2 separate regions of the Homo sapiens genome follow, and region 2 is linked to region 1. A link is a loop called in an ENCODE intact Hi-C map of the cell type or tissue named here. Cell type or tissue: stomach. All regions are shown on one strand. Each heading gives the region's core, and the rest is flanking DNA. Links, peaks and the distances in the headings are about the cores only.

Region 1 (16,137 bases), core at 5,009-13,008:
ACCAGCTCGGCAAGCCCCACACTTGGCGTGGCCAGCTGGTACCTGCTGGGCTTGATCCGAGGCTGAATCCCGTGTGTGGACCACCATTCCCTCTTCGCCAGGATAGCAGGTCTCCATCTCTTTATGGCTTACCGTCTTTTCCTCTTGATTGTCTGGGACAAGCTCCCTCTGGGCTGTCGGAGTGTTCAGGCTAGGTGCCGCAAAGTCCTGTGGTGAATGCCGGTGAGAGGTGAAGCCGGCTGGGCTTTTGGGATGGGTGGGGACTTGGAGAACTTTTGTGGCTAAGGGTTTGTAAATGCACCAATCAGCACTCTGTCAAAATGGACCAATCAGCTCTCTGTAAAACGGACCAATCAGCGCTCTGTAAAATGGACCAATGAGCTCTCTGTAAAATGGACCAATCAGCAGGATGTGGGTAGGGCCAAATAAGGGAATAAAGCACGCCGGCTGAGTCAGCAGCGGCAACCCGCTAGGGTCCCTTTCCATGTTGTGGAAGCTTTTTTCTTTCGCTCTTCACAATAAATCTTGTTGCTGCCCACTCTTTGGGTCCATGCCAGCTTTTATGAGCTGTAACACTCACCTCGAAGGTCTGCAGCTTCACTCCTGAAGTCAGCCAACCACAAACCCGCCAGAAGGAAGAAACTCCAGACACGTCCGAACATGGGAAGGAACAAACTCTAGACACACCATCTTTAAGAACTGTAACACTCACCACCAGGGTCCGCGGCTTCATTCTTGAAGTCAGCGAGACCAAGAACCCACCAATTCCGGACGCAAGCTGGTTATTTTGAGAAACTCCAGACACAGGAGTAGCTCTGAAAACAAGGATGAAGGTTGCCCTTTGGTAAGGGAAATTTACATCTATGAAGAAAATATCTGGGGGGTGTCTCCTCTGCACCGGGAAGAGAGGGATGACTAAACCACTAGAGGCTCTTAACGGAGAAAGGTATCAACTTAAATCTGCATAACAACGCTTATCTTTAAAAATGTTTTTCCTGGCCATCTTACCTTAACTGGCTGTTCCCTATACTCTTTTTTTTTTTCTTTCAGAGAAATGATGGTATTTCAGCCTGAAGTCTAAGACTAAGATCTACTCTAGAGATTTACTAATTTCTCTGGATTATCACCAATGTATACAAGAGGTTTACATGTTATTACATCTCTGTGTGTTTTTCTGTTGTTAATTTGTCTTTTATTACAGGGAGTCCCAGCTAAGAATTCATGAAAAGTGATGAAGAAAATGATTTTTCCTCCCCATACCAGTTTTAAATGCAAATATAAGAGCATTTAATTAGTACGCAAAATCACCAAAATTGTCCAACTTTTATTTTTTTAGCCGTTATACGCATCTGTATTTCATTCTTACCCGTCTTTCTTTCCACTGAAACACTGCACAAAACTTACTTATCTGTTTTATTTCACTTCTTAATGCCCCACATATTCCACTAACACTCTTACTTTTGGCTTAATGATAAGGGAAGATTGAAAGGGAAAAAAATTATGGGTTGCCCTGTCTTCCCTTTTCTTTCTATGTCATCACTTTCAACATAAGAGGCTGGCTAATCCTGAGAAGTAATAGGAGTAAGACAATAATAAGGGTCACTTCTTTCCTTTGTGTTTTTGGAATGCCATTGCCTTTTTTCTGTGTTGGAAACAAGTTCTGGTTTAACAGAAGTGTGACCTCGGCTGGGTACAGTGTCTCAGCCTGTAATCCCAGTAACCAACTACGGGCAGATCACTTGAAGCCAGTAGTTCAAGACCAGTCTGGCCAACATGGTGAAACCCCGTCTCTATTAAAAATACAAAAATTAGCTGGGTGTGGTGGTGCGTGCTTATAGTTACAGCTACTTGGGAGGCTGAGGCAGGAAAATTGCTTGCACCTGGGAGGGGGATGTTGCAGCGAGCTGAGATCGTGCCACTGCACTTTAGCCTGGGCAACAGAGTGAGACTCCATCTCAAAAAAATAAAATAAAATAAAAATTATATATACATAAAAAGGGTAAGGGTTTGGAGCATGTCCACACAAGTTATGGCAGTAAATCTGGTGGTGGTGGCAAGACAGGTCATGGGAGGAAGAGAAGAGGAGGTTTGCCTAGCAAAGGTGGTCTGGTTATATAGATGAAATCTCACAGGTAGCAGCCCTCAAAGAGAATAGATGGTAAATTTTGATAAATAGATGTTAGAGTCTCCACTAACCTTTCCTAAATCTGGACAAGGGAGGGCTTCAAAGAAAGCTTGTTTGCTTCCATTGTTTCGTTCACTTTATCTTCTCTACAGATACAAATCTCTCCCACAAAAGACAGCTTTGCAGGGTCACTCTGTCTGCAGGCACCCTAGTCACAGAATATGTCAAAGAAGCATATTTTGAGGTGAATAGTTCAGTTTTCTTCACACTCATGAAGTGGACCCTGCCTACCACTTGTGTCTGGAGCAAATACCTCCAATTCCTTGTTGGTAGGTTGTGGAGTGACTGCTCATTGCCACCTAATATCTCGTCTCTCCTTCCTTTCTTTTTTTTTAAATAGAAACGGGGTCCCATTCTATTGCCCAAGCTGGTCTTGAACTCCTGGGCTCAAGCAATCCTCCTGCCTCAGCCTCCCAAAGTGCTGGGATTACAGGCGAGTCACTGCACCTGGCCTCTCCTTCCTTGATAACAGAAATCCAATTTTGTTTGGAGTTTAATGTGCTGAGCTAAAAACTACATTTTCGGCAACTTCTGCAGCTGCTATAGCCACATGAATAAGTTTTGGTTAATTGGATGTGCACAGAAGTGTTTTATGGGATTTCTGGGATAACAGTCTCTTTCCTCCTTTTAGTAGCTTTGGAATAGAGTTGTGATAGCTAGAACTCCATCTGGAATCTTAGAAAGTGAGGTGACCTGCAGGATGAAAGTTAGGTCCTCAAATGAAGCAGAAACACAGAAGGTGACTGAGTCCCTAAAAAACCAAAGCATTGCCACCCCAGCCCTTGGCTGCTTATATTGGGGTAACCTGCCCCCAATATTTCAATGTAGGTTCTTTCTGTTTTCCCTAAGTATTGGCTGATCTGAGAAATAAAGAGAAAGAGTACAAAGAGAGGAATTTTACAGCTGGGCTACCAGGGTGACATCACATATTGGTAGGTCTATGATGCCCACCTGAGCCCCAAAACCAGCAAGTTTTATTAAGGATTTCAAAAGGGGAGGGGGTGTATGAACAGGGAGTAGGTCACAAAGATTACATGCTTCAGAGGGCAAAAGGCAGAACAAAGATCACATGCTTTTGAGGCGAATAAAGATCACAAGGCAAAGGACAAAGCAAGATCACAAGGCAAAGGGCAAAGTCAAAAACTCCTGATAAGGGTCTATGTTCAGCTGTGCACGTATTGTCTTGATAAACATCTTAAACAACAGAAAACAGGGTTCAAGAACAGAGAACCAATCTGACCTCAAATTTACCACAGTGGGATTTTTTCCCCACCCTAATAAGCCTGAGGGTACTGCAGGAGACCAGGGTGTATTTCAGTCCTTATCTCAACCGCATAAGACAGACACTGCCAGAGTGGCCGTTTATAGACCTCCCCCCAGGAATGCAATTCTTTTCCTAGGGTCTTAATATTATATTCCTTACTAGGAAAAGAATTTAGCGATATCTCTCCTACTTGCACGTCCATTTATAGGCTCTCTGCAACAAGAAAAATATGGCTCTTTTTGCCCAACCCCAAGTCAGACCTTATGGTTGTCTTCCCTTTTTCCCTAAAATCACTGTTATTCTGTTCATTTTCAAGGTGCACTGATTTCATGTTGTTCAAACACGCATGTTTTACAATCAATTTGTTCAGTTAACGCAATCATCACAGGGTCCTGAGGTGATGTACATCCTCAGCTTATGAAGATAACAGGATTAAGAGATTAAAGTAAGACAGGCATAAGAAATTATAAGAGTATTATTAGGGAAGTGATAAATGTCCATGAAATTTTCACAATTTATGTTTCTTCTGCTGTGGCTCCAGCGGGTCCCTCCATTCGGGGTCCCTGACTTCTTGCAACATGCTTACCTCTGAATTTTTTACCTGTGAGAGAAATAAGCTTGTATTTGTTAAACCATTATTTTTTACAGCTTTATTATGTGCAGGTAAAATTAATCTAAACTTGCATGGAAGTCTCCACTAGTTCACCTAGGTTAAGAAATTAAGTTAAACATTTTTTTTTTGAGATGGAGTTTTGGTCTTGTTGTCTAGGCTGGAGTGCAGTGATGCAATCTCGGCTCACTGCAATCTCCACCTCCCGGGGGTTCAAGTGGTTCTCCTGCCTCAGCCTCCCAAGTAGCTGGGATTACAGGCACCCACCACCACACCCAGCTAATTTTTATATTTTTAGTAGAGACAGGGTTTCACCATGTCGGCCAGGCTGGTCTTGAACTCCTGACCTCAGGTGATCCACCCTCCTCGGCCTCCCAAAACCCTGGGATTACAGGCATGAGCCACTGCGCCCGGCCAAGTTAAACGATTTTTTTTTTTTTTCGAGATGGAGTCTCATTCTGTCCCCCAGGCTGGAGTGCAGTGGCGTGATCTCGGCTCACTGAAAGCTCCGCCTCCAGGTTCACACCATTGTCCTGCCTCAGCCTCCCAAGTAGCTGGGACTACAGGCACCCACCACCACGCCCGGCTAATTTTTTGTATTTTTTGTAGAGACAGGGTTTCACCGTGTTAGCCAGGATGGTCTCGATCTCCTGACCTCATGATCCGCCCACATCAGCCTCCCAAAGTGCTGGGATTACAGGTGTGAGCCACCACGCCTGGCCAACAATGTTTTAAACACATCTCAGGCAGTCTTCAGTTTGTTGTTGGGCAATGTGTCGTGAAGCCGCTGGTATGAATGACAATCATTTCTAGGATTCAGAGGCCCTTTTCCTTTATCTTCCCAGGTCAGGACTATTTTCTGGATTTCTGAGATTGCTGATAAGTGCAGTATTCTGATAATGACAATGTTGTAGTAGAAATAGTAATAGTAATAACATGAGTATAACATTTCTTATTTTTTAAAAGTAAATATTAAAATTATGCAACAAATTTGGGGTAGAAAGCCATAAAAATTCATGTGGATAATTATAAGACTACCACTGAAAAGAGATGTCAACCATTGACATATATCAACCGCGAAAGAGGAGGCATGATAAGAGATTAAGGTGACTAATACTTCTATCTAGTGTTCAAATTGAAAACTACCATTTCTTGTCTATAAGGACAATGTCGGGTTTTAGCAAATGTTTTCTTTCCCCCAGCTGACTTGTGCTGGGCCATCCTAATTGTCTTGTCCATTTGCAAAAAAAAAAAACAAAAACAACAACAACAACAGAAAAACACTAGATAATATTCCAGGGAGCCACCTGGAGGTGACTGAGATGGCAGCTGGAGTATAATAAAAAACTAAGCATATTAGGGAGTGTGTTCTATTTTTTTATTTGTCTTAAGGGCTGAAAGCACGGAGTGTGGGCTTTGAACTCAGAACAATGGAGTTAAAGAGAAGACAGTCTAAGAAGAGAAAGGCAAAAGAACAATGGAGACTTGCAGCGCTCCTGCCTCCTCTTAGATGTTCTTCTACTTGCCTCTGGAGGATTTCCCCCAGACTGCTTTTTCTACTTCCTCACTGGTCTATCTGTGTCTCCTCAACCCCACTCACTCCATGATGACCTTTCAGAAGCTCACACTCTCTCATCCCCTTTCTAATGTCCTCCTCACCTCACATTGAGTCAGGGCTGTTTAGTGGAAAGAGGGTTTGATTCTGGGATCCCCTACTTCCTTACTAGTTATCTTGAGCAAATCACTTGAGTTTTCTGAGGCTTAAGTTGTTCATATCTGTACCTGGGTAGATAATACATGGATAATATGTACCTTATAGGGAGGTTGCTCAAATTGGACGATGTATTGTGAAAGAGACAGATGTGGTAGGCAGTTGGGGCATTTCATTTTATTTTCCTTTTCTCATTCTCTTCCCTTCCGTAAATCACTGTTAGGGGAAAATTAGTAAAAAAAGAAAAATAGGCTACTGGAATAAAATATTAGGTATAAATAATTTTCAAAGTTTGATTTTAGAGGTATGATGACAGTGAATTTCTATTGATTTTCTGTTTTTTCATGTGAGTATTCTTTGATAAAGGGACACTATTCTACTTACTCATCTGCAAGCTCAGGACAAATTACTCTCAGCTCTGTAAGCCCTCTCATGCTACTACTCTGTGGTTATGAGGACACACGAGGGAAATAGCTGGAAAGATTTTGTAAAGTCTAAAGTAAATGCTAATGAATAGTAATTATTATATTTTGTTTGCTCCTTGTTATACCTATAGTGGATATTCAGTAAAGATTTTTTATATTTTTTATTTTTTAAACTTTATTATTATTATTTGAGACAGAGTTTCACTCTGTTGCCCAGGCTGGTGTGCAGTGGCACCATCTCGACTCAATGCAACCTCTGCCTCCTAGGTTCAAGCAATTCTCCTGCCTCAGCCTCCCGAGTAGCTGGGATTACAGGTGTGCACCATTATGCCCAGGTAATTTGTGTATTTTTAGTGGACACGAGGTTTCACCATATTGGTCAGGCTGGCCTTGATGTCCTGGCCCCAAGTGATCCACCTACTTCAGCCTCCTGAAGTGTTAGGATTACAGGCATGAGCCACTGCATCTGGCCAAGATTTTTTTTTTTAACTATTGACTGAAGATAGAATAATATGGCAATATAATATGAAACTAGTATTAAATTGGCAGGAGGGATGTGCATTAGTCTGTTCTCATGCTGCTAATAAAGACATACCCAAGACTGGGTAATTTATAAAGGAAAGGTTTAATGGACTCACAGTTCCACATGGCTGGGGAAGCCTCACAATCATGGTGGACGGCAAAGGAGGAGCAAAGTCATGTCTTACATAAATGGCAGCAGGGAAGAGAGAGAGAATGTGCAGGGAAACTCCCCTTTATAAAACCATCAGATCTTATGAGACTTATTCACTATCATGAGAACAACACAGGAAAGACCCACTCCAATGATTCAATTACCTCCCACCCGGTCCCTTCCATAACACGTGGGAATTATGGGAGCTACAATTTGAGATGTGGGTGGCGACACAGCCAAACCATATCAGAATGTGTACAAAAGACATTATTTGTTATAGAGCCTAGAAAAAGGAGCAATTCACGTGGTGGAATCTAAGAAAGGCTCCCACAAGGGTGGGTGTGATGGCTCACACCTGTAATCCCAGCACTTTGGGAGGCTGAGGCTGGACAATTACTTGAGGCCAAGAGCTCTAGACCAGCCTGGGCAACATAGTGAGACCCTGTCTCTACAAAAAATTTAAAAATTGGTCGGGCATGGTGACACAGACCTGTAGTCCCAGCTACTTGGGAGGCTTGGGATGGGAGGATCACCTGCACCCAGGAGATCGAGGCTGCAGTGACCATGATTGCACCACTGCACTCCAGCCTGGGGAACACAGTAAGACCCTGTCTCAGAAAGAAAAAAAAAAAAAGAAAGAAAGAAAAAAAAGGCTTCACAGAGATGAGACATTTAAGACATGTTTTTTCATAAAAAGAAATGAGGAAAAGGAAATTCCACAGAGAAACCACAGAATGAATAGAGGCATCGATTTAGGAAAAAGCAAGCACGAAAAGGCAAGTAGTTCATTTTGACAGTAGTCCCTGTGTATGTGTGGTGGGGTGGGGGGGATATATATAACTATAACTATCAGTGAGATAAATATAGAAAGGTTGGTTACAAGTGGATAATAGAAGGCCTTTAATTATATGCAAAGGATTTTGTTTTCTTTGTTTTTCTGTAGGCAAAAGGCCTACAACCATTAAGAAAAATAAGTGGTGTGATCAGACCTGTGTTTTCCACAGGCAACACTCAGGAGAATAAGAAGGATCTATTTGTGATGCCAGTTGTTAGATATAGAGACATTTGAGATGTTGTTGCCAAAGACCTCAACTCTGGTAGGAGTGATGGAGACAGAAAGAAGTAGATAGAAAATGGGATATTGATGATATCAGCCAATCAGCAATTAATCCATTAGGGGAGGGTTTTCCTTTTTTGTTTTTTGAAGCAGGGTCTTGCTCTGTCACCCAGGCTAGAGTAAAGCAGAGTGAACACAGCTCACTACAGCCTTGACCTCCTGGGCTCAAGTGATCTTCCTGCTTCAGCCTCCCGTGTAGCTGAGACCATAGGTGTGTGCCACCACGCCAGGCTAACTTTTCGATTTTTTGTATAGACAGGGTCTTGCCTTGTTGCCCAAGCTGGTCTTGAACTCCTGGGCTCCAGCTATCCTCCCCTTTGACTTCCCAAATTTTTGGGATTACTGGTGTGAGCCACCGCCCCTGGCCTGAGAGTTTTGCAGTGGCAAGAAAATGTAAGATGAATTGGAGGTTTTTAGCTGGAATGGTTTTAAGGAAGTGCCACTAGGGGGCATGAAAGGAAAGATCAGGGAATAAAGAGTGTTCTAAGACTTTAGTAAAAATTAAACAGGCTTTCTAGTCAAATGGATCAGTGTTAATATCCTACCATTTAGGCCAGTGCAGTGGCTAACACTTGTAATCCCAACACTTTGGGAGGCTGAGGCAGGTGGATCACTTGAGGTCAGGAGTTCAAGACCAGCCTGGCCAACATGGTGAAACCCTGTCTCTACTAAAAATACGAAAATTAGCTGGGCGTCGTGGCACCTGCCTGTAATTCCAGCTACTTGGGAGGCTGAGGCAGAAGAATCGCTTGAACCTGGGAGGCAGAAGTTGCAGTGAGCTGAGATCACACCACTGCACTCCAGCCTGGGTGAGTGATAGAGTGAGACTCCATCTAAAAAAAAAAAACAAACCCTGCCATTTATACACATCGTGTAACTTCAAGCAAGTTACCTAAACTCTCTGAGCCTTAATTCCTTACCCTCAAAAATGAGAATAATAATAATAATACTTATTTTGCATGATTGATATAGAAAGTCGTGTTGCTTAACTCCTTAGCATCTGTCTCAGCTTTCTTCCAGCAACATGCCTTTCATCTGGGATCTGCTTACTCCGCTCAGAAAGTGCATGGATGAGATTCCATCCTGATCCACAAGGTAGACTGACTACCCCATTGGCTTCCACAGTGATTGCCTCAGGGGTAGACATATGACCCAAATCGGGTGAAGACTTTTGTTTTGAGCAGATTTTTTCTGTACACAGGCTGTGAAGCTGAGAGCTGGATATATATAAAGTTTAGAGCTGCTGTAACCCTCTTGCAATCTCAGAGGAGCTCCTGGAATTGCAAGATAGACTGCATGGAGCCTGAAGATGAAGCCCTCATAGCAAGAGGCGGAGTGAAGAGACAGAGAAATGGAGTCATTAAGGACATTGGTTAAGTCCTTGTTTTCAGTAGTGCCTGTAATCAGCCATTCTGGTGGATTTTTCAGTTACTTGACTTTAATAATAAACAGTTGCGCTGTAATCATAAATACCTCCTAAATGCTCACGTGCTTACAACAACAAAAATTATCTCTTGCTGATGCTACATGGGCTACCTGCAGCGCTGCTTTATTGTTGTTTTTAATCTGGGACTCAGTAAAATAGAGCAGTCTCTCTCTAGAAAATCACCTGTTGTAACGGAGGAAAAGAAAAGTAGGAAAAGAAGTGCTCGCTCTAAACTATCTGCCTGAAGTTGCTTGCTTCCCACTTGCATATAATTGGCCAGAACAAATCACATGGTCAAGATTGATGTCACAGGGTGGAGAGGGGCAGCAAAGTTTTTTGAAAAATAATAATGCAATCTACAAGTAAATTTCCCTTTTGCTTAAGTGAGCTTGGGCTATATTTTCTGTCACGTGCAACCGAAAGAATCTTTTTTTTTTTTTTTTGAGACAGAGTCTCACTCTGTCACCCAGGTTGTAGAGCAATGACGCCATCTCAGCTGACTGCAACCTCCGCCTCCCAGGTTCAAGTGATTCTCATACCTCAGCCTCGCAAGTCGAGTAGCTGGGATTACAGGCGCCCTCCAACGCACCTGGTTAATTTTTGTATTTTAGTAGAGACGGGGTTTTGCCATATTGGCCAGGCTGGAGAATCTTAACTAAGGAAAGGTGATGAAAGAATTAGATATTTTATATAAAATCATCAACACATGGTAAGTACTCAAAATATCGGACCTTCTGTTTCCAAGTGCATGAACACAGATTAAGTGAAAATTATCTTTCTTAAAAAAAAAGATGTGCTCAATTTCTTTAATATACATTTTATTCACTTATCTCACTAACATTTATTCAGTTTTTTTTTTTAAATTTGGCAGACACTGTGCTAGGTGCTGGGAATACAAAATGAGTACAATGCGCTTACATTTTAGTTATTCAGTAGATTTTCTTTTAAGAAATAACAATATGAGGTTTCAGTGTCTTATATTGATAATATCAAACTCTTACAGTCTGAGCATATGAAACATTCTCCAAGGTCAGCCATATCTTAGGCCACAAAACAAGACTCAACAAATTTTAAAAAGTAAAAATTATATTGTGTCTTTTGTGATCATAGTGGAATAAAACTAGAAATCAATAACAAGAACCTCAGAAACTACACAAACACATGGCAACACAAACAACATGCTCCTGTATGACCAATGGGTCAATGAAGAAATTAAGAAGGAAATTAAAAAATTTCTTAAAACAAACGAAAATGGAAATACAACATACCAAAATCTATGTGATATGGCAAAAGCAGTACTAAGAGAGAGGTTTATACCAAAAAACTAAAAAGACATCAAATAAACAAGCTAAAAAATGTACCCCAAGAGACCAGAAAAACAAGAACAAACCAAACCCAACATTAGTAGCAGAAAAGAAACAATAAATATCAGAGCAGAAATAAAATCAGAGCAGAAATAAACGAAATTGAGACTAAAAAAATTACAGAAGATCAACAAAACAAAAAGTTTTCTCGAAAAGATAAAATTGACAAAACTTTAGCTAGACTAAGAAAAAAAGGGAGAGGACCCAAATAAATAAAATCAGAAATGAAAAAGGAAACATAACAGCTAAGACCACAGAAATACAAAGAATCATTAGAGACTATTATGAAAAACTACATGCCAACAAATTGGAAAACCTAGAAGAAATGAATAAGTTCCTGGACAAATGCAATCTACCAAGACTGAACCACAAAGAAATAGAAAACTTCAACAAACCAGTAACAAGTAACAAGATCAAAGCCATAATTAAAAAAATCTCCCATCAAACAGCCGAGGACCTGACAGCTTCACTACTAAATTCTACCAAACACTTAAAGAAGAACTAATACCAATCCTACTCAAACTCTGTTAAAAAAAAAAAAAATGAAAAAGGAGAGAATACTTTCAAACTCATTTTACTAGGCCAGCATTACCCTGATACCAAAACCAGACAAGGACACAACAACAAAAACTACAGGCCAATATGCCTGATAAACATAGATACGAAAATCCTCAGCAAAATACAAGCAAACCAAATTCAACAACACATTAAAGAGATTATTCACTCATTAAAGAGAGTGATCATTAAAGAGAGTGATCAAGTAGGATTCATCCCAGGGAAGCAAAGATGGTTCAACATACAAAAATCAATAAATGTGATATATCACATTAACAGAAGCAAGAACAAAAAAACCACATGATCATTTCAATAGATGCTGAGAAAGCATTTGGTAAAATTCAACATTCCTTTATGATAAAAAATCAAAAAACTGGGTATAGAAGGAACGTATTTCAAAATAATAAAAGCCATATATGACAAACCCACAGCCAATATCATACTGAACTGAAAAACTGGAAAACCTTTCCTCTAAGATCTGAAATAAGACAAGGGTGCCCATTTTCACCTTTTTTGTTTTTTGTTTGTTTGAGTCAAGGTCTTACTCTTTCACCCAGGATGGAGTGCAGTGGCATGATTTCAGCTCAATGCAACCTCTGCTTCACAGGTTCAAGGGATTCTCCTTCCTCAGCCTCCCGAGTAGTTGAGATTACAGGCATGCACCACCACACCAGGCTAATTTTTGTATTTTTAGGAGAGACAGGGTTTCACCATGTTGGCCAGGCTGGTCTCAAACTCCTGACCTCAGGTGATCCACCCACCTCAGGCTCCCAAATTGCTGGGATTACAGGTGTGAGCCACCGCGCCCGGCCCACTTTCACCATTTTTATTCAACATAATACTGAAAGTTCTGGCCAAAGCAATTAGGCAAAAGAAAGAAATAAAGAGCATCCAAATTGGAAAGAAAGAAGTTAAATTCGTCTTTTTCACAGATGACATGATATTATATTTAGGAAACCCAAAGACTCCACCAAAAACAACTGATAAACAAATTCATTAAAGTGACATGATACAAAATCAACATACAAAACCAGTAGCATTTATATAAACCAACAGCAAACAATATAAAAAAGAATTCAAGAAAGCAATTCCATTTACAATAGCTAAAAGAATATAAAATAATTAAAAATCAATTTAACCAAAATGATCTATACAAAGAAAACTATAAAACACTGATTAAAGAAATTGAAGAGGGGCTGGGCATGGTGGTTCAAACCTATAATCCCAGCACTTTAGGAGGCTGAGGCAGGTGGATCACTTGAGGCCAGGAGTTTGAGACCAACCTAACCATCATGGTGAAACCCTGTCTGTAGTAAAAATACAAAAGTTAGCCAGGCGTGATGGCACACGCATGTAATCTCAGCTACTCGGCAGGCTGAGGCATGAGAATCTCCTGAACCCAGGAGGTGGAGGTTGTGGTAAGCCGAGATGGTGCCACTGCACTCCAGCCTTGGTGGCAGAGTGAGACTCAGAAGAAAGAAAGAGAGGAAGAGACAGAGAAAGAGAGAGAGGAAAGGAAGGAAGAAAAGACAAAAAGTAGAAAGATGTTTAATGCTCATGGATTCGAAGATTCAATATTGTTAAAATGTCTATATTATCCAAAGCAATCTATAGATTTAATGCAATTCCCATCAAAATTCCAATGACTTTTTTCAGGGAAATAAAAGTTATTATTATTTTTTTTAAATAGAAGACCATTAACAGCCAAAGCAATAAGCATAAGAACAAAGCTGTAGGCATCACCCTACCTGTCTTCAAAATGTACTACAAAGCTAGTAACCAAATCAGCATATTAGTATAAAAACAGATACACAGATCAATGGAACAGAATATAGAATTCAGACATAAATCCACACACTTAGAGCCAACTCATTTTTGACAAAGAAGCCAAAAATATATAATGGAGAAAGGACAGTCTCTTCAATAAATGGTGCTGGGAAAACTTCTGCATGCAGAAGAATGAAACTAGACCCCTGGCCGGGCGTGGTGGCTCACACCTGTAATCCCAGCACTTTGGGAGGCCGAGGCGAATGGTTCACCTGAGATCAGGAGTTCGAGACCAGCCTAGCCAACATGGCGAAACCCTGTCTCTACTAAAAATATAAAAATTAGACGGGCGTGATGGCAGAGGCCTGTAATCCCAGCTACTCAGGAGGCTGAGGCAGGAGAATTGCTTGAACCTGGGAGGTGGAGGTTGCAGTGAGCAGAGATTGTGCCAGTGCACTCCAGCCTGGGAGACAAGAACAAAACTCCATCTCAGAAAAAAAAAAAAAGAAAGAAAGAAACTAGACCCATATACAAAAATCAAATCAAAGTTAATTAAAGACAATATAAGATGTGAAACTACTAGAAGAAAACATTGGGGAAATGCTTTGGGACATTGCTCTGGGCAAAAAATTTTGTGGAAGATCTCAAAAACACAGGAAACAAAAGCAAAAATAGACCAGTGAGATTACATTAAGCGAAAAAGCTTCTCCACAGCAAAGGAAACTCAACAAAGTGAAGAGACAACCCACAGAATGGGAGAAAAATATTTGTAAACTATCTGTCTGACAAGGGATTAATAACCATATTATTATAAGAAGCTCAGATAACTGAACAGCAAAAAAAAAAATCTGATTTTAAAAGGGCAAATGATCTGAATGGACATTTCTCAAAAGCAGACATACAAATGGCCAACAAGTATAAGAAAAAATGCTCAACATCACTAATCTTCATAGAAATGCAAATCAAAACCATGAGATATCATCTCACCACAGCTAGAATGGCTTTTACCAAAAGATAGGGAATAAGGAATGCAGGTGAGGATGTAAAGAAACGTACACTGTTGATGTACATTTCATACATTGTTGGTGGGAATGTAAATTAGTACAGCCACTATGGAGAACAGTATGGAGGTTCCTCAAAAAACTAAAAATAGAAATACCATATGATTCAGCAATTTCACTACTCTGTGTATATACAAAAGAAAGGAAATCAATATATCAAAGAGACATCTGCACTCCCACATTTACTGCAGTACTATTCACAATAGCCCAAATTTGGAATCAGGCTAAGTGCCCATCAATAGATGAATGGATAAAGAAAATGTGGTACATATACATAATGAAATATTGTTCAGCCATAAAAAAAGAATGGAATTCTGTCATTTCTGCAGCAACATGGGTGGAATGGTCATTATGTTAATGAAATAAGCCAAGCACAGAAAGACAATTATCACGTGTTTTCACTCATATGTCAGAGAGTAAAAAAAAAAAAAGTGAATCTCATGAAGATAAGGAGTACATTGTTGGTAACCAGAGTCCAGGAAGAGTAGGGGTAGGGGTGAGGAAAATGAAGAGAGGTTGATTAATGGGTACAAATATACAGTTGGATAGAAGAAATAAGACCTGGTTCAATAGCTCAGTAGAATGACTATAGGTACATTTCAAAACCACTAGCCAATAATAATTTGAATGTTCCTTTTTTTTTTTTTTTTTTTTTTGAGATAGGGTCTGGCTCTGTCGCCCAGGCTGGAGTGCAGTGGCACGATCTGGGCTCACTGCACCTTCCACCTCCCAGGCTCCGGGCTCAAGCAATCCTCCCACCTCAGCCTCCCACGTAGCTGGGACTACAGGTATGTGCCACTGCACCCAGCTATTTTTTGTAAAGATGGGGTTTCACCATGTTGCCCAGGCTGGTCTCCAACTCCTGAGCTCAAGCGATCCTCCCATCTCGGCCTCCTAAAGTGCTAGGATTATAGGCATGAGCCACTGTGCCTAGCCCAAGATAAATTATTTAAGGCGATAGATATCCCAATTTGATAATGTGTCAAATTATCATATGTACCCCCAAAACATGTGCATCTATTATGTATCAATAAAAGATTTTTTAGGCCAAGAGTGGTGGCTCACGCCTGTAATCCCAGCACTTTGGGAGGCTGAGGCAGGCGGATCACTTGAGGTTAGAAGTTCGAGATCAGCCTGGCCAACATGGTGAAACCCTATCTCTACGAAAAATACAAAAATTAGCCAGGTGTGATAGTGCCCGCCTGTAATCTGAGCTGTTCAGGAGGCTGAGGCAGGAGAATCGCTTGAATCGGGGAGGTGGAGGTTGCAGTGAGCTGAGATCGTGCCACTACACTCCAGCCTGGGTGGCAAAGCGAGACTCTGTCTCAAAAAAAAATTTTTTTTTAAAGAAATAACTTAATTTGAGGGCTCAGTATCTTATGGTAATAATACCAAACTCCTACATTTTGTGCTTGAGAAAAGAAATAAACATTAAGAAATTACTATTCAGAAAAAGGTTATATTTGGTATACAGCAAAACAGAACCAGAAATACTAATACTATCCACTGACTCACTACTCATCAATCCAATTGTCCGACATACCCTTATTAGCATCTACCAAGTTCCAGGTACTCTTGAGGTAGAAAAATAAAGAACATTTGTTCTTCTCTTTAAAGAACTTGAAACATGGTCATGAAGAGTGGTGAATTGAAATTACATAAATAGGTTCTGTAATAGTTTCTTTTAAAAAAAAATCAATAATGCTGATGATGGCTAACATTATCAAAGTTACCAAATCTAAAAACCAGTGCTCAGCGGGACATGGTGGCCTATAATCACAGCACTTTGGAAGGCTGAGGTAGGCAGATCATCTGAGGTCAGGAGTTCAAGACCAGCCTGGGCAACATGATGAAACCCCATCTCTTCAAAAAATACAAAAGTTAGCTGGGCGTAGTGGCACGTGCCTGTAGTCCCGCTACTTGGGAGGCTAAGGCGGGAGGATTGCTTGAACCTGGGAGGCGGAGGTTGCTGTGAGTTG
Region 2 (16,137 bases), core at 4,226-12,225, 98 kb after region 1:
CACTCTCAAAAGGTAATTTTTCTGTAATATTAATAGTTTTGTAGAAGTAATACCTGTGTGTATATGTGGAGCCAGTAGAATGTCTATATTTCACTTGTAACAGGACAGAAATACAGTTTTGAATTTGATATGGTTCCGAGTACGATTCTTAAAGTAAATACATAATGAGAGAATTCTTGGATCTGTAAAATGTTCAGGTTTCCAAAATTACTATTCCTAAATTTGGTTTCATGTTTTTATTTTTCAAGTACGAAACAGTGAAAATTTTCTGAATAATCAAAACTGTTTTCTCTACATCTGATCCAGGCCTGGGGCCACCCTTTTCCAGAAACTGCTTCCCTTTTCCTAACACCTTTCCAACTTCCACTCTTCCGGCTCAGAATCCCCTTTTGTGGCCAGGCTGCAGACCTCTGATACGTTTTAACATTGCTTTTGAATTCAAGGATCTCCCTAGCCCTGTAGTATTTCCCATTTTCTATCAGACACTGTCATGGTGGGAAATGGAAGCAGTGAATATGAATTATTTCCTAAAGAAACTTGACTATGAGGCCAGGCTTGGTGGCTAATGCCTATAATCCCAGCACTTTGGGAGGCTGAGGTGGGAGGATCACTTGTAGCCAGGAGTTTGAGACCAGCCTGGACAACATGGGGAGACTTCATCTTTACAAAAAAACTTAAAAATTAGCTGGGCATGGTGGCTTCCACCTGTAGTCCCAGCTACTTGGGAGGGTGAGGCAGGAGGATCCCTTGAGCCCAGGAGTTTGAGGCTGCAGTGAGCCATGATCGTGCCACTGCACTACAGCCTGGGTAACTGAGCGAGACCCTGTCTCAAAAAAAAAGAAACTTACTGTGAATGGAATAATTAAGATAGAAGTAGGGTAATAGAGGGGAATTCGAAGTCAAGGGAATTTTTGTTAATATATAGGACAGATGTAAACATGTTCATAAACTGAATAGAATCTGGGATTCAAGGGAAGTTAATAATTAGTGAGTATTTGACCTTCATTGCAAGGCCTGTTGAGATTTGATAGTATGAACTTGTATTGGAAGAAATTGATCATTTGACTTCATTCATTCATGAACAAATATTTCATATTATCTACTGTGTTCGGATTATGAAGATGAAACACACAAGCCCTGCCTTTAAGAAGCCCAGGGTCTAGAGGCGTGTATGTACAAGGGTAAAGGGATATTCAGAGTTTATTACTAGTAAATCACAGTACAGAAAGAATAAAAGTTGGGGAAGCAAGAAAAGAAACTGGTCATGCTCATCATTATATTCCTGGTGGTTGACAGGTGCATGAAAATTGTGTGTGAAGGAGAGGCTCTGCTTCCCACCACATCCTGCACAATATCTTGCAAAGAGATTCCAGTAAACCTTAATTCTCTGGTGTATTTTTTTAGACTCTATTAGATATTGTCAGCTCTATCAGATAACATCTAAGAACGCTCCCTAAAAAATGTGCTCCATATATTCAGTTAATGGAAGAAGAAACTGACTCGTTCAAGAAACTGTAATTTGAAATTAATTTTACAGTTGTTTATTTGGGATCTTGTAATTTCAAATGAATTTTACAGTTGTTTATTTGGGATCATTAGGCACATGAGAGAAAACAGTAGCGCTGGGGTTTTTCATAGAGGTAGATTGCTTCTGTTTTTCATGGGCCCGTCCTCTGAGTGTTTTAAAGTAAATATTTCTTGAATTTGATTTATAATCAAATTTATTATGTTGAAGATATTATTTAATATGTTCAAATAGCTTCACTTTTGAAGTGAGGGATAAGGAAGTGTAACTGTCACTGCTAAAGAGAAGATTCTGTGTTTTTCTGTGGCAGACATAGGGTAACTGAGAGTACCATCAGTGCAAAGGTACAATATTGTGATATTATACTAGGTAGAGCATGCATAATGCTTTAGGGTAATGTCTGCTGCATTTTAAATGGAATAAAACAGCATTTGCTTTGTTTATGTCAAGGTGGTGAGCTTTTTGCCTGGGGACAGAACCTGCATGGGCAGCTTGGAGTTGGAAGGAAATTTCCCTCAACCACCACACCACAGATTGTGGAGCACCTCGCAGGAGTACCCTTGGCTCAGATTTCTGCCGGAGAAGCCCACAGCATGGCCTTATCCATGTCTGGCAACATTTATTCATGGGGAAAAAATGAATGTGGACAACTAGGCCTGGGCCACACTGAGAGTATGGAACACATTCTCAGATTCCTATTACCAACAGATATACTTGTTAGATGAATTTAATGGACCTCCCTGTCAAAAATGGTTCAAATCTTCACTTTCATTTTCACTGCTCTTCCTGATTACCTCTCTGTCTTCAGGGCAGAATCAGTCCAAGAGGCATACATAGTGTGGAAGTTGTTACTGTAATTGAGACATGTTTCAGGGCTGTGTGTGAGACGGGAAAGGGCATTGAATTAGGGATGAGAACCTGGATTCTGATTCCCACTTTGCAGTTTACTAACTGCAAGCCTTGCCCAGTCACTAAACTTTTCTCTAGACCTCATTTTCTTTTTCTGTCAAGTGACAAGTTTGGATGAGATGACCTTTAAAGCCTTTGCACTTAAAGTCTGTTAGTGTATTATTACAAAAGAATACTAAAATTATATTTAAGAACTCACATATCCTGATCTTATTCTATAAGGTATCAATTATGTCTGTAAACACACATGAAGAAACATGTAATTTCCATTATTGAACAAAGCTGATGGTGAAATTTCTCATGATCCCAAACAACTCATTAAGAGTTTTCAGGTGTAAGAAATTCTGCTGCTTTACCCAGCTGTGGTACTGTATGCATTACCCTGGATCACTGGTTACTCATTTCTCCCTGACACAGTGCAATGGTCATTACACAGAATAGCCCATAAGTCAGTGTTAGAAAAATATTCAAAGGAGAGAAGAGAATAAAGCGGCCATTAAACTACTTTGGCTGAATCTCTGAGTGCTTTTGACATGAAAATAATCATGAAGAAAAGAAGAGGTAGTGTCAGGTGATGACACTAGTAGATAATTTGAAAGAAAGGAATTGCTATGTTCATTAAAAGTAATTCTAGATGGCTGTTGGAAATATCTAATGTGCTGCAATTAAAGTGAATCAAGTCATAACTGAGAACAGGCTTTGGGAAGTGGTTTGACCCTTTCACAGGTGGGTGCCCCTAAGTGTGATCCTTTTGGCCACTGGTCCCACCTTCACCCTGAGGCGTAGAACTTGATCCTAAACATGGCAACATAGAGCCTTTCTTGTCAGAATATCATGAGAACTGTTGTCGCTGGGTTGAGAAGCAGCAGTCCAGGTAACTCCACTGTGAAACTCAGCATTTCCTTTTGGTCACTTCAGCTATTTTTTTCCTTACATAGGTAAAGATGATCCATCCCTTATTGAAGGACTAGACAATCAGAAAGTTGAATTTGTCGCTTGTGGTGGCTCTCACAGTGCCCTACTCACACAGGTGGGTGTACCCTTGTCTCTTTTTGGCTGTATTTTTAGAAGAACAGTTTGTATGGGAAGTTAGTGTTTCCCAGAGAAGAAAGGTCATCACTTCCTGTATGTAGGACTGTCCTTCTGATATTTAGGAGCTTTACTTTGACAGTGCTATTTATTAGTGATTCACTTTGCATCAGTGAATACTACTTTTTTATTTTATTTTTCTAGCATCTGATATGACATTCCCTTTCCTTAGGATGGGCTGCTGTTTACTTTCGGTGCTGGAAAACATGGGCAACTTGGTCATAATTCAACACAGAATGAGCTAAGACCCTGTTTGGTGGCTGAGCTTGTTGGGTATAGAGTGACTCAGATAGCATGTGGAAGGTAAGTTGTAAAGTATCAATAAGAATTGATAAAATGAGTGCAGCAAACTAGATAGTAATTTAATAAAATTTCTTTCAGTTTCTTTGAGATGTATCAAACATTTTCAAATCAGTGAAAATGCTTAATTTATATTATTTAGATAAATGTAATACCCCTTTTACTATACATGGTTGTTTTCTTTGATTTTTTTTTTTTTTTTTTTTTTTAAATGAGCAGATACAATTCACTTTCTGCTGTCTCCTTAGTGAAATACCTTTGTAACTATTCAGGTGCACTTTTGTCTTAAAAAAACAAGTCATTAATTGTTTATTTGGGAAAAATAAAATGTAAATCACAAAGGATTATTCATTAAATGTAATCACCCTCTCTGACAATGCCTTGTGGCCAACATACTTTTTAATTACCAGAGTTCTTTCATTGTAGCCTGCCCTGATCACAGTAAAGTATAAGACATAGTCAGTGATGGTTTGAGTGAAATATTCCTAAGAAGTTTAATTTTCACAGCTCCTTTTTAGAAAAGAAAGGTAAAATGTCTTGCTCAGACTCCTTAGTTTATTTAAAGGTTTTTTGGTTTTCTTGTTTGTTTGTTTGTTTGTTTTTTGGTTTTTGGTTTTTTTTTTTGAGGCAGAGTATTGCTTTGTTGCCCAGGCTGGAGTGCAGTGACGCAATCTCAGCTCACTGCAACCTCCGCCTCCCAGGCTCAGGTTATTCTCCCACCTCAGCCTCTGGAATAGCTAGGATTACAGGCGTGCACTGCCACAACTGGCTAATTTTTAAATTTTATTTATTTATTATTTTTTTTTGAGACGGAGTCTCGCTCTGCTGCAAAGGCTGGAGTGCGGTGGCGCAATCTCGGCTCACTGCAAGCTCCGCCTCCTGGGTTCACACCATTCTTCTGCCTCAGCCTCCGGAGTAGCTGGGACTACAGGCGCCCGCCACCACGCCTGGCTAATTTTTTGTATTTTTAGTAAAGACGGGGTTTCACTGTGTTAGCCAGGATGGTCTCGATGTCCTGACCTTGTGATCCACCTGCCTCGGCCTCCCAAAGTGCTGGGATTACAGGCATGAGCCACTGCACCTGGCCACAACCGGCTAATTTTTGTATTTTTAGTAGAGTCGGGGTTTCACCGTGTTGGCCAGGCTGGTCTTGAACTCCTGACCTCAGGTGATCTGCTCGCCTTGACCCCTCAGAGTGTTGGGATTACAGGGGTGAGCCACCACGCCACTATTTAATTTTTTTGATTATCAGATATATCAGTCCACGTCTTGCCAGAGGGATGTTGGAAGTTGGTAGGATTAAAAAATATTTTCCCCCATATACACTTATTCTTTTGGGCAGTTTTTCCCTCACTAAACGTAGAGCAAAATTCAGACTGTATTTGAATGCTGGGTTCATTTGTTAGTTTACTGAAACCATTCTTATAAAAAACTAGCATGAATACTTTCAGTCTGTAGGCATATTTTCTTATGATCTTGGAGTAGAATTACATAAATGGGTAATATTATTAAGGTAGACCAAATTATCGGAATATGAGTCTCTTCACCAAAGAAGCGTTCTCTTCAATATTTATACCTCATTCGGTATCTCTTAACCAAAGCAGTCTTATCACCTCTTTGGATTCTTCATTACATACAGTCCTTTTGAGTAGCATGTATTACAAGAGAAGGAGGCAAGTTGGAGATCTGTCTTAATGCACATCAGGGCAATACCCCTACTAACAGGACAATTCACTGGAAAGACTCACGAACTTACTAAAAGCTATTATGCTCATAGTCACATTTATTACAAGAAAAGGATACAAACTAGTACCAGTCAAAGGAAGACACATAAGGGCAGGGTATAGGAGGGCTGCAAATGCTGAGCTTGTGGCTGTCACCTCCCCTTGGAGCAGGTGGATGGTGTTATCTCTTCTGGCCTGATAATGTGACAGGACATACAGAATTTGCCAGCCAATCAGAGAAATTCACCCAAGTTGAGAGTTGTTTTTGTTTTTTCTGGTTTTTTTATTTTGGAGACAGGGTACAGGATGTACATAATCTGCCATCTAGTCAGAGGAGTTCACCCAAGTCAAGACCAAGTCAAGAGTTGTTTTTGGTTTGGTGGTTTTTTTTTTTTTTTGAGACAAGGTCTCACTCTGTCACCCAGGCTGGACTGCAGTGGTGCTATCATGGCTTACTGCAGCCTTGACCTCCCAGGCTCAAGCAATCCTCCTGCCTCAGCCTCCTGAGTAGCTGGGACCACAGGTCCACCATGCCCAGCTAATTTTTAAATTTGTTGTAGAGATAGGGTCTCCTTATATTGGCCAGGCTGGTCTTAAACTTCTGGGTTCAAAGTATCCTACTGCCTTGGCCTCCCAAAGTGCTGGGATTACAGGCATGAGCCACCACACCCCACCTAAATTGAGGGGTTTTATTGCTGAGGCATGATTGGTTAAATCATTGCCCGGATAGTTAAACTTAATCTCCAGCACTGCCCTCCTGTAGGTCTGATTTACATCACAGGCCAGGAGAGCTCTCCCAGGATCCTGCCATGAATAATAAAGACTCTCCTCTATCACTTGGGGAATTCTGTGGGTTTAGAGGTTACCTCCTAGGAACAGGGCACCAGCCAGACCTCTCTGGGCAAGGCAGATTCCTTGCTACACAACAGTATAGTGGAATATACAAACCAGCAAATCAATAGGAAAATCAGTGTGGTAAAGGTCTTTGAGAAATTAAGTGGGAACTCAACTGAGTCTTCCAGGATGGAAAGTGAAGGGACTCAGAGATGGTTTCCAAGAGGTGGTGACTCAAACTGATGTTGAAAAATGAGCAGAGGGCAAGGGGAGGTGCTTGTTTCAACAAAGGGAACACCATTTGCCAAAGTATGACATCATGGTCTTGAGTGGCCTTTGGGTTCCAAAGTCTTTTCAGGTACATGTTGATTTCTTGGTTTCCAGATGATTTTCATCCTCTAAGAGATGTTTAGTTTCACTCTCACTGGGTAACATAGTTTTGGCAATTTACTGTATTGCTAAACACTCTCATCATTGTGGATAATTAAGAATTGACCATATGTGCTTTTATTTAATAGGTGGCACACACTTGCCTATGTTTCTGATTTGGGAAAGGTCTTTTCCTTTGGTTCTGGAAAAGATGGACAACTGGGAAATGGTGGAACACGTGACCAGCTGATGCCGCTTCCAGTGAAAGTATCATCAAGTGAAGAACTCAAACTTGGTAAATTCTATAGGAACATAGGGTTTGGCATAGTATCTTTTTAGAGAAAATGATTTTTCTAACTAGGTAATGTGGCAAAGAAAGCAACATATGACTATGAAGGGAGTTTCTCTAAATACTGGTTTCATTTTTTACTGGTAAACAATTCAAGAGTCAGTCTAATTTACTGAGGCAAAATAATTATTCTATATTACTCCTTCAGATTAGGATTAATGTGAATTTAAATGATAAAATAGACAATGGATTCAGAGGCATATGCAGCTCTCATTCCAGTTTGCAAGAGACTTACTAATTCTTGTAATTAGTTGTTTACTAATTCTTGTAATTGGCTGGTTGCCCTGGTTAAGTTGATCCACAGTCATATAAAACCCTCAGAATAATGAGCAATCAACGTATACCTGGCACTGAACTGTGCTCAGCACTTACTTGTGTTATCTCACCAATCCTTGTAACAGTTCCTGGGAGGTGTATTCTGTCACTCCTCTTTTACTGGAGGATAAAGAGACTTGGAGAGAAAAGGGTTAGCCACTTAATCATGGCCAGTAAGTGGTTTGTCTGGAGTTGAACCCGTGCCCTTTATGACCTCAGAGTCTGAGCTCTGAAACACTCCATTGTAGAAGCACCTTGGAGCATTTCTGTTACTTGTTTCTGAAAGCTTAGTGGTGACCTCAAGTAACAAAATCTACTCATTTCTTGTAGGAAAACGAACAGAGTTATTTCCTTAAGCAGCATGTATTATCTTTGATTCCTTATAACAGTTACATGGGCTTAAAGTACTTATATTCTTTATAGCCAGCAGTCATTGCTTAAATCTTGAAAACATGGTTTTTAGTAATGGGAGTTGAATTAAACTGATAACATTTAGCTAATCAAATATTTGCATTTTATATATAAATATTTGTATTATGTATATTAAACTGATGTCACATGTCCACCTTGTGAATTACCTATGTTTGCCAACTAGACTTTACTCCAAAGGATATGTATTTCAGCTGCTTAATTGGCAGAAAATGTACTAAGTTTTGTCTATTAAGAAGAAAAGATGACTACGTTTAAGAAGAATCTGAAGTTATTTAAATTGAACATGCATGTTTGTGCCAAATGACTTTCTAAAACTCTTACTCTTTGTGCATCCTTTCAGAAAGCCATACCTCAGAAAAGGAGTTAATAATGATTGCTGGAGGGAATCAAAGCATTTTGCTCTGGATAAAGAAAGAGGTAAAAATAGATCTCCAGGTGTTCTATAACCTGGTATTTTAAGCAAAACTAAGGGTTCTAGTATCCCAGTTTGGTGAATTCCAAAATCATCAGTTTACCAGGCTGACTTTTTGGGGGATAGCTGGACATTACTGATCCTTTATTGTCTAAACTACATCAGTATTTTCCCACAAAAATCAGCAGATTTTTCTCTGGTGAATGTCTAATCAGTGTGATTTCCATAGGCTATACTTACCTTTTGGGGGCTACTTGCCAATGATGTTTGGTCAGTATCCTTGCAAACAACAGAGTGACAGATTCTAAAAATGACTTTGCAGGCCAGTACTAAGAAAGACACCAAGGTTCATGGGCTTGCAAATAAAAAGTCCATAACTTCCCTGCCCTACTTCACCAAGTGAAATCGAGTTCCTCACACTTCTGCACACAGCTCTTTCAGGATCTTCCCTTCCCTTCAAGGCTGTCTGATGTTCAGTTTAATTTGATTGTATTTGTATAAAGTGCTGAGTGTTGAGTCCTCAAAGAAATTTACTTTCAGTCTAAGCCCCCTTGGACAAGAAAGTGGCAACCAGGCAAATGATTGATTACTTATTTGTTGAGTATCACTTTGTGATTGTCCCAGGGCTGTATTACACATATTTAAAAGTCAGTTTTACTCTCTAGAGTGTACCTAAAAGTTGGGTGCCTATCTCTGATGTGTCTAAATTATTGTATTTTACTTTCCTGTTTGTTTACAGAATTCATATGTTAATCTGAAGAGGACAATTCCTACTCTGAATGAAGGGACTGTAAAGAGATGGATTGCTGATGTGGAGACTAAACGGTGGCAGAGCACAAAAAGGTACACCCCACAGTCTGACTCTCTGCTTATATATCACTCTCAAGTATCATTTCCCAAACTGGTTCTGCACAGCAATATGAGATTTTGTAGTCAGGGTTTTCCAGAGAAACAAACTCATAGGATATGTGTGTATTTCTGTCTCTATCTTTATCTCTATCATGTCTGTCTGTCCATCTATGTATCTATGGAGGGGAGAGAGAGAGATTATTTTAAGGAATTGGCTTATGAGATTGTAGGGGCTGGCAAGTCCAAAATCTGTAGGGCAGGCCAGCAGGCTGGAGACTTGGGGAGGAGTTGATGTTGCAGCTCAAGTCTGAAGGCAATCTAAAAGCAGAATTTCCTCTTCTTTGGGTGACCTCAGCCTTTTCTCTTAAGGCCTTCAACTGGATGAGGCTCACTCACATTATGGAAGGTCCTTTCTTTTTATTCACTTGTTCAAGTGCTTTACTCAGTTTACCATTTTAAATGTTAATCTCATCTAAAAAAATACTTTCATAGAAACATCCAGAATAATATTTGACCAAATATCTTGGTACCATGGCCTAGCCAAGTTGACATATAAAACTAACCCATCACAACTAGCATGTAAGCGCCATGAGGACAGCTTTCTTTACTGTAGGGCTTCTCCAGGCCTCTGTTTATGTATATTGTGACTCTCTGGCCAGAAAATAGAGTCTATAGTGTTTCCCAGTCCCATTTGATCCTGGAACCATTAGTTTGTGTACCTGTTATTCTTAGCTGAACAATTTGTACCATTCTTCTCTAAACCATAGAACTCCTATAGGTTTACAGAACTCCTACCTATTCTTACAAACATCATCTTTTAGAAATATTTTTAGGTATGGCTTTCTAATTCTGGAAAATGATTGTACAAAGTAGTTGCACAAAATAGTTGCATCATAATTTGCAGAGCATAAATAATTAAGAACTGTACAACTACTTCTAAGATGAAACTGAGCATACTCCTTCCCCCATTTAATTTCTGGTAATTTATTTCTACTTCAGTGGAATAGAAATAAATAGGACTTGCATAGTTGGTGGGGTGGGAGTATTTTGTTTGTTCAAGAAAGTTCTGACCATAAATCAAGCCTTTCCTCTTTATTTGAGGCTTCTCTGAGTATGTATAAACTTTTTTATTTCCCATGTTTGCCACTGAAATTTTGAGATTTACCAAACAGAATGGACTTTTAGAAGCCAAGCCAAGGTAATATGCATACAGATAGGAGACAAATGGAGAGGTTGGAAGGATAGTTATAAGATGTGGTATTTATCATGTCTCATGCTGTAAAGAAAGAGGCTGTATGTATGTATACCATGTGATTTGGTTTAACCAGTGTCTTATTACTAATATAGGGAAATCCAAGAGATATTTTCATCTCCTGCTTGTCTAACTGGAAGTTTTTTAAGGAAAAGGTAATATATGTAATAAATTAATTGTATTAAATTGTATTAAGAGTACCGTGAAAGAGGATAAAAAAATGATTGGAGAGTAAAATAGCTGTGTGTTCATCCCTTTTTAAAAATTTTTTTTAACAAAAGTAAATATATGTTTGCTGTAGAAAATGTCAAAAATACACACAATAAAAAGAAAGTGAAAATCTTCCATAATCCATCACTTAAGAGTAATAGCTAGCACTTACGTATATGATTATATTTTTTCATGCAAATGTATTCTTTTAAAAAAAATGAGATCATACTGGTTCTTTGTTTTTTTCTTTTTTTTTTTGAGACAGGGTCTTGCCCTGTCGTTGCCCATGCTTTAATGCAGTTCTGTGATCTTGGCTCATTGTAACCTCTGCCTCCTAGGCTCAAGCAGTCCTCCCACCTCAGCCTGAGTAGCTGGGGCTTCAGACACATGGCACTACACCCAGCTAATTTTTGTATTTTTTTGTAGAGCCAGAGTTTTACCATGTTGGCCAGGCTGGTCTCGAACTCCTGAGCTCAGGCAATCTACCAGCCTTGGCCTCCCCAAGTGCTGGGATTTCAGGTGTAAGCCACCATGCCCAGCTGGATCATATTGTTTATACATTGTTTTCTACCTAATATTTGCCCATTTTACATTTTATTCTATCTTTTTTGGTAATTTTTTTTTTTTTGAGACAAGGTCTCACTCCATCACCCAGGCTGGAGTTACAGCATCTTGGTTCTTGGGCTCAAGCATCATCAAACTCTTGGGCTCAAGCAAAACTCCCACCTTAGCCTTCCACGTAGCTGGGACTACAGGCACGTGCCACCACCTCCTGCTAATTTTTTAGCTTTTGTAAAGACAGCAGCTTTGCTATGTTGCCCAGGCTGGTCTTGAACTCCTGGCCTCAAGCAGTCCTCCCACCTCAGCCTCCTGGTGTTGGGATTATAGGTGTGAGCTACCGCACCCAGCCGGTAACATAATTTAATGGCTGCATGACCTTCCATTAGAAGGTCTTCCATGAGAAGATACTTAAACATTTCATTAATAACTTTATATTGAAGTACTAAGAAATTATTGGTCAGAAGCCCTCTCTTTTGGTTCCCACTTTTCAGTCCATTTAACGGGAAGAAATGGATGTATTTTTTAGAAATGGGAAAAATGTTTATCTTTTTTCTGTCTTCCTTCCTTCCTTCCTGTGGTCAGTCCTTTCTTCCTTCCTTCCTTCCTTCGAAAAACCTTTATCTTTTTTCTATGGCCCGCCCTTCTTCCCTCCCTTCTTTCCTCCCTCCCTCCCTCCCTCCTTCCCTTCCTTCTTTCTTTTCTTTTTTTCTTTCTTTCTTTTTCTGAGGCAGGATCTTGCTCTGTCACCCAGGCTGGAGTACAGTGGCATGTTCACAACTCACTGCAGCCTTGATCTCTCAAGCTCAAGCGATTATCCTGTCTCAGCCTCCCTCTGTGGCTATTTTTTTTAAACTGGGAAATATTAATTTTTTTAATCTATTACAGATAAGACAGCATCTGAGTTAAAGTCTTATGGTATATACAGTTAAAGCAGCCTTGATATTTTTTGGTATTTTAGAAAAAATCATGTTTACTACATTGCATTTGGATTTAGACAATTTATTATAGTTACACACTTGAGAAAAAAGGTAATTTTGTTGAAATGGGGCAAGCTCTAGAAGAAACTTTGCATCTAGGGAGATAATCTAACAAAATACTTAATTTATCTTTCTTCTACAGAAGAACTACAGAAATGATGCCTGTTTATTTGGACTTAAATAAAGCAAGAAACATCTTCAAGGAGTTAACCCAAAAGGACTGGATTACTAACATGGTATCTTCAGATTGTTATGTGGAGAAAGAAAATACACCAGAATATTTCTTAAAAGAACTCAAAATTTCAGAAGAAATGTTTTGTGTTAAGGGATTCTCCGAGACCTTGTAGCATATTCAGATTAAGTTAAACTCAGATAACATTTAGGAGTTTGCCCTTTTAGGGTGAAATAGTTGGCATAGTAGTCACACAGGTTACAGATATTCTAAATAGTGTGTCTGTACACAAACACACATACACATATATGCATACACATTCGTAGAGGGAAGTTTTTCAACTCAGGGCTTTAGGAAGATGATTAAGGATTTGTTGAGATTGGTACACTAGAATAAGAACATTTTATATGCAAAGCATAAATGTAGAAATGAGAACATTTTTTCTGATATGAATATCCCTCTCACCAGGGACTGCCTGGATTCTTTTTTTTTTTTTTTTTCCATTCTACTTTTCTGTAGATTCTAGAATGTTCTTGTTCCTTATGGGATGATTGTTTCCTGTTTCAGCACTGTTACTGCTATCTTTAGGTTTTCTTTTTGCAGGTGCTCCAAACATGCTTCCTTTATTTTTATTTTTATTTTTTTGGAAACGGAGTCTCGCTTTGTTGCCCAGGCTGGAGTCCAGTGGTGCGATCTCGGCTTACTGCATGCTTCGTTTATTAATTTAGTTTTTCTTAATGTAGTTTTTATTATTTCCCTATTTTATTTTACTGGTTGATATGGGGATACTACTTTCTGTTCTACTCTCCATTTTTTTCTCTCTGGGTCGCACTGTAGTTCCTTCTTTCTTTCTCTCTCCTTCCCTCCTCCCCTCCTTCCTCCCTCTAGCCTCACCCCATTTTTTAATCTCTCTCTGTGTTCATATCCCTCTTCTCTTTCCCTCTCAATCTTTGATCTCTCACCCTTCCTCCTTTCAGCTCCCGCACTTGCTCTGTTTGCCACAACTAGCATTTTCTATTTCAGCTGCAAGTTTTCTCATTCGCTCCTTTCTTTCAAGGAAAGATGGAAAGTTCAGTTCTCTTAACTTTGGCAGAACCACAGCCCCACTGGGGGTCCGAGGTGAAATGGTTCCCTAATTATGTACCTTTATTGGGACCCTACAACACTTAGTGCTGCCTGTATCAACAACCCAGAAACTACTCAGTGGACTATTTCATCAACATTTGTTAGAGCTCATTTTCTTTTGTTTTCTAAAATCCTCCTGTGGGGGCCAGTTTAACTTTCTTTCTGTAAGATTCTGAGTCATTGCTACTAAATACAACCATGGAAAGATTACCAAAAATAGAAGCCCTTTTGTGCGTCTGTGAAGGGAAGGGATTGGATCAGTTCATCATTAAGGGCTCCTTCTGTTTACTAATTATACCTTGATTGTGCCACAAAAAGAACATATGGTATGTAAATGAAATAATCATAGGGCATCCTTGACCTCCATTGTTTCAGAATAAGATGATTGGATTAGAAGACCTGTAATGTTTCTTTCTATCTTGAGGTTCTGCGATACGGACTCTCAGACCTTTGGCATGTGTTCATTTATTCAGCAAACATTTGAATACTTGCTGTGTGCTGGGCACTGTAATGATGACTCGATGAAGAATAAAAGAGACATACTCCCTGTGCTTTAGAAGCTCATGGTGTAGTAAGGGAGACAGATACATACATGCATACATCAGTGCAAAGACCTGGTGTGTTTTACACTTCACTGTCTTCGCTAGTGCCTGGCTTAGAATGTAGCCTGTGTGCAATATTTTTGGATGAATTGAGTCATTATTAGGGCAGTGAATGGTTAGCTCTTTTTACTCAAAACAAGTTGCCCAGAGGAATTAAGATCTTACCAGGTGCTCACGTGGAAGGATATTCGAGGCAGCTAGAAAAGCGTATGCCAAAGCACAGTGTGTCAGACAATAGGACTGGCTCGAGGGTATCACAGTAATTCTAAGGGTTTGGAATAGGTGAGGAGGCTTGAGGTTGTGTCTGATGATGAGCAAGGAGGTAGAATGCGTGTGTACTAATAAGATGTTGAAATAGAGTTGTCAGGTATACGTAACTCCAAAGACCGAATCTCATCGTAGGAGTCCAATATAATGTTTTAATATAAAAATAGGTAATTATAACAATTCGTACATTTACAGATATCACTTAGCCACTATCTCATAATATAATGATTAAGAATTTGGGCTTTGGAGTCAGAAAGATCCAGAGAAATTCCCACTTAGCTGTGTGACCTTGAGCAAGTTACTTAATTTCTCTGAATCACAGATTTCTCATCAGTAAAATGGGATTAATAACATCTGTGTTAGGGAGAAACTATAATAAGGGTTAAATGACCTAATTAATATATGTACATCACTTAGCACAATAATTGACAAGTAATAAGTATTCCATAAATACTAGCTTATCTTCATAGTGGGATTTTAAACAAATGATTACTGTGATCTAAGCACACATAACAAAAATTCAGAATTCCATTCCATTTTTTCCTAAACAGTTGCATTCTGAATTGGGGAAACTATAAGGAAATTGGAGGGGCTAGAAACTAGAGTCTGTGGTAGAGACAGTTGCTCTTATGGAAGATAATGAGAATTATGTTAAATTTTGTTCTTGAAATTTTCGGATTTTGTCTTTTTTTTTTTTTTTTGCTTTGTTTTGTTTTTCTGCTTTTTGGAGTTCTGATGCATTTTTACTCTTGAAAAAAGAAACCCACGGTGTGATAGTGTAAACCAGAGGGTAGAATATGGTACTTATGACTGAGAAGGCTGTTTATTAGTTCTGAATCTATTGTTCATTGAGTGTAATTCTTGCACATGTTTTTTTCTTTTTCTTTCTTTCTTTTTTTTTTTTTTTTTTGAGATGGAGTCTTGCTCTGTGCCTGGAGTGCAGTGACACAATCTCGGCTCACTGCAACCTCTGCCTCCCAGGTTCAAGCGATTCTCCTGCCTCAGCCTCCCAAGGAGCTGGGACTACAGGCACGCACCGTCACGCCCAGCTAATTTTCATATTTTAAGTAGAGACAGGGTTTCACCATGTTGGTCAAGATGGTCACGATCTCCTGACCTTGTGATCTGCCTGCCTCGGCCTCCCAAAGTACTGGTTAGGTGTGCTTGATCTCCTTCATGCACCCTGATAATTGAATGGAGAGAATACTAATTGTATATCCCAAATACCTCCAATATTTTGGAGGCTAGGTGAGAAGGGATGTAAACAGGGGTTTTAGAAAACTCAATGATTATTCTCATTTAGTAGTAGAATGACATTCCAGCCTCTACACCTTGTTTTATTACCATCAGTTGCACCCTGCTTCTACTGAGTTTTGAATCCCTTTTCCCTGTTCCTTTCTGACCACAGATAACCACCTGCCTCAAAGATAATCTGCTCAAAAGACTTCCATTTCATTCTCCACCCCAAGAAGCTTTAGAAATTTTCTTCCTTCTCCCAGAATGTCCTATGATGCATATTTCCAACAACTGGGAGAGCCTTGTGGTTCCATTTGCAAAGGTTGTTTGTAAAATGAGTGACCAGTCTTCACTGGTTCTGGGTAAGTTTGATCATTTGAAGATACTTTACCTGTCTTCTCAGTGGAAAGACATGTCTAGTAAAGTTATGGCAAAACTAAGATACTTAGAAATGTATTCATTTTTTTTTAGTTCGTATTGTTAGCATACTCTAAAGGTACTATAACAATTACCATGGTCATCTAAAATAGATTATTCTAATACTTTTTTAGATTCCTTGGATACACACATGGCTTTGTCATGATTTCCTTAGTTTCCAACTTTTCACTATGAAAAATTTCACAGAGAA

Evidence for each region. Peaks named below come from ENCODE experiments on the same cell type or tissue, not always from the same donor. Only the 100,000 strongest peaks of a DNase experiment are listed, where the experiment ranks them.
Region 2: a loop joins it to region 1, with 3 times the contacts of the local background. A loop is called at or near these places in 63 of 110 quality-filtered maps.

What each region holds. Positions count from the first base shown.
Region 1 is chr4:88,361,000-88,377,136 of GRCh38, forward strand. It overlaps LOC105377326 (a long non-coding RNA gene), which reads left to right and starts at 464. Exons shown (of 2, transcript XR_938964.2): 1 at 464-946; 2 at 1,051-1,154. In stomach, for the core only: a CTCF peak has its summit at 8,406 (motif pointing right); a DNase peak (open chromatin) is centred at 8,422.
Region 2 is chr4:88,460,160-88,476,296 of GRCh38, forward strand. It overlaps HERC5 (HECT and RLD domain containing E3 ubiquitin protein ligase 5), which reads left to right. Exons shown (of 23, transcript NM_016323.4): 3 at 1-12; 4 at 1,976-2,197; 5 at 3,373-3,464; 6 at 3,696-3,826; 7 at 6,900-7,045; 8 at 8,187-8,263; 9 at 8,998-9,101; 10 at 10,455-10,514; 11 at 12,250-12,343; 12 at 15,682-15,871. LOC102723458 (a long non-coding RNA gene) reads right to left here and starts at 7,547. Exons shown (of 5, transcript XR_938976.3): 1 at 7,472-7,547. In stomach, for the core only: no CTCF peak of the experiment used is centred there; no DNase peak of the experiment used is centred there.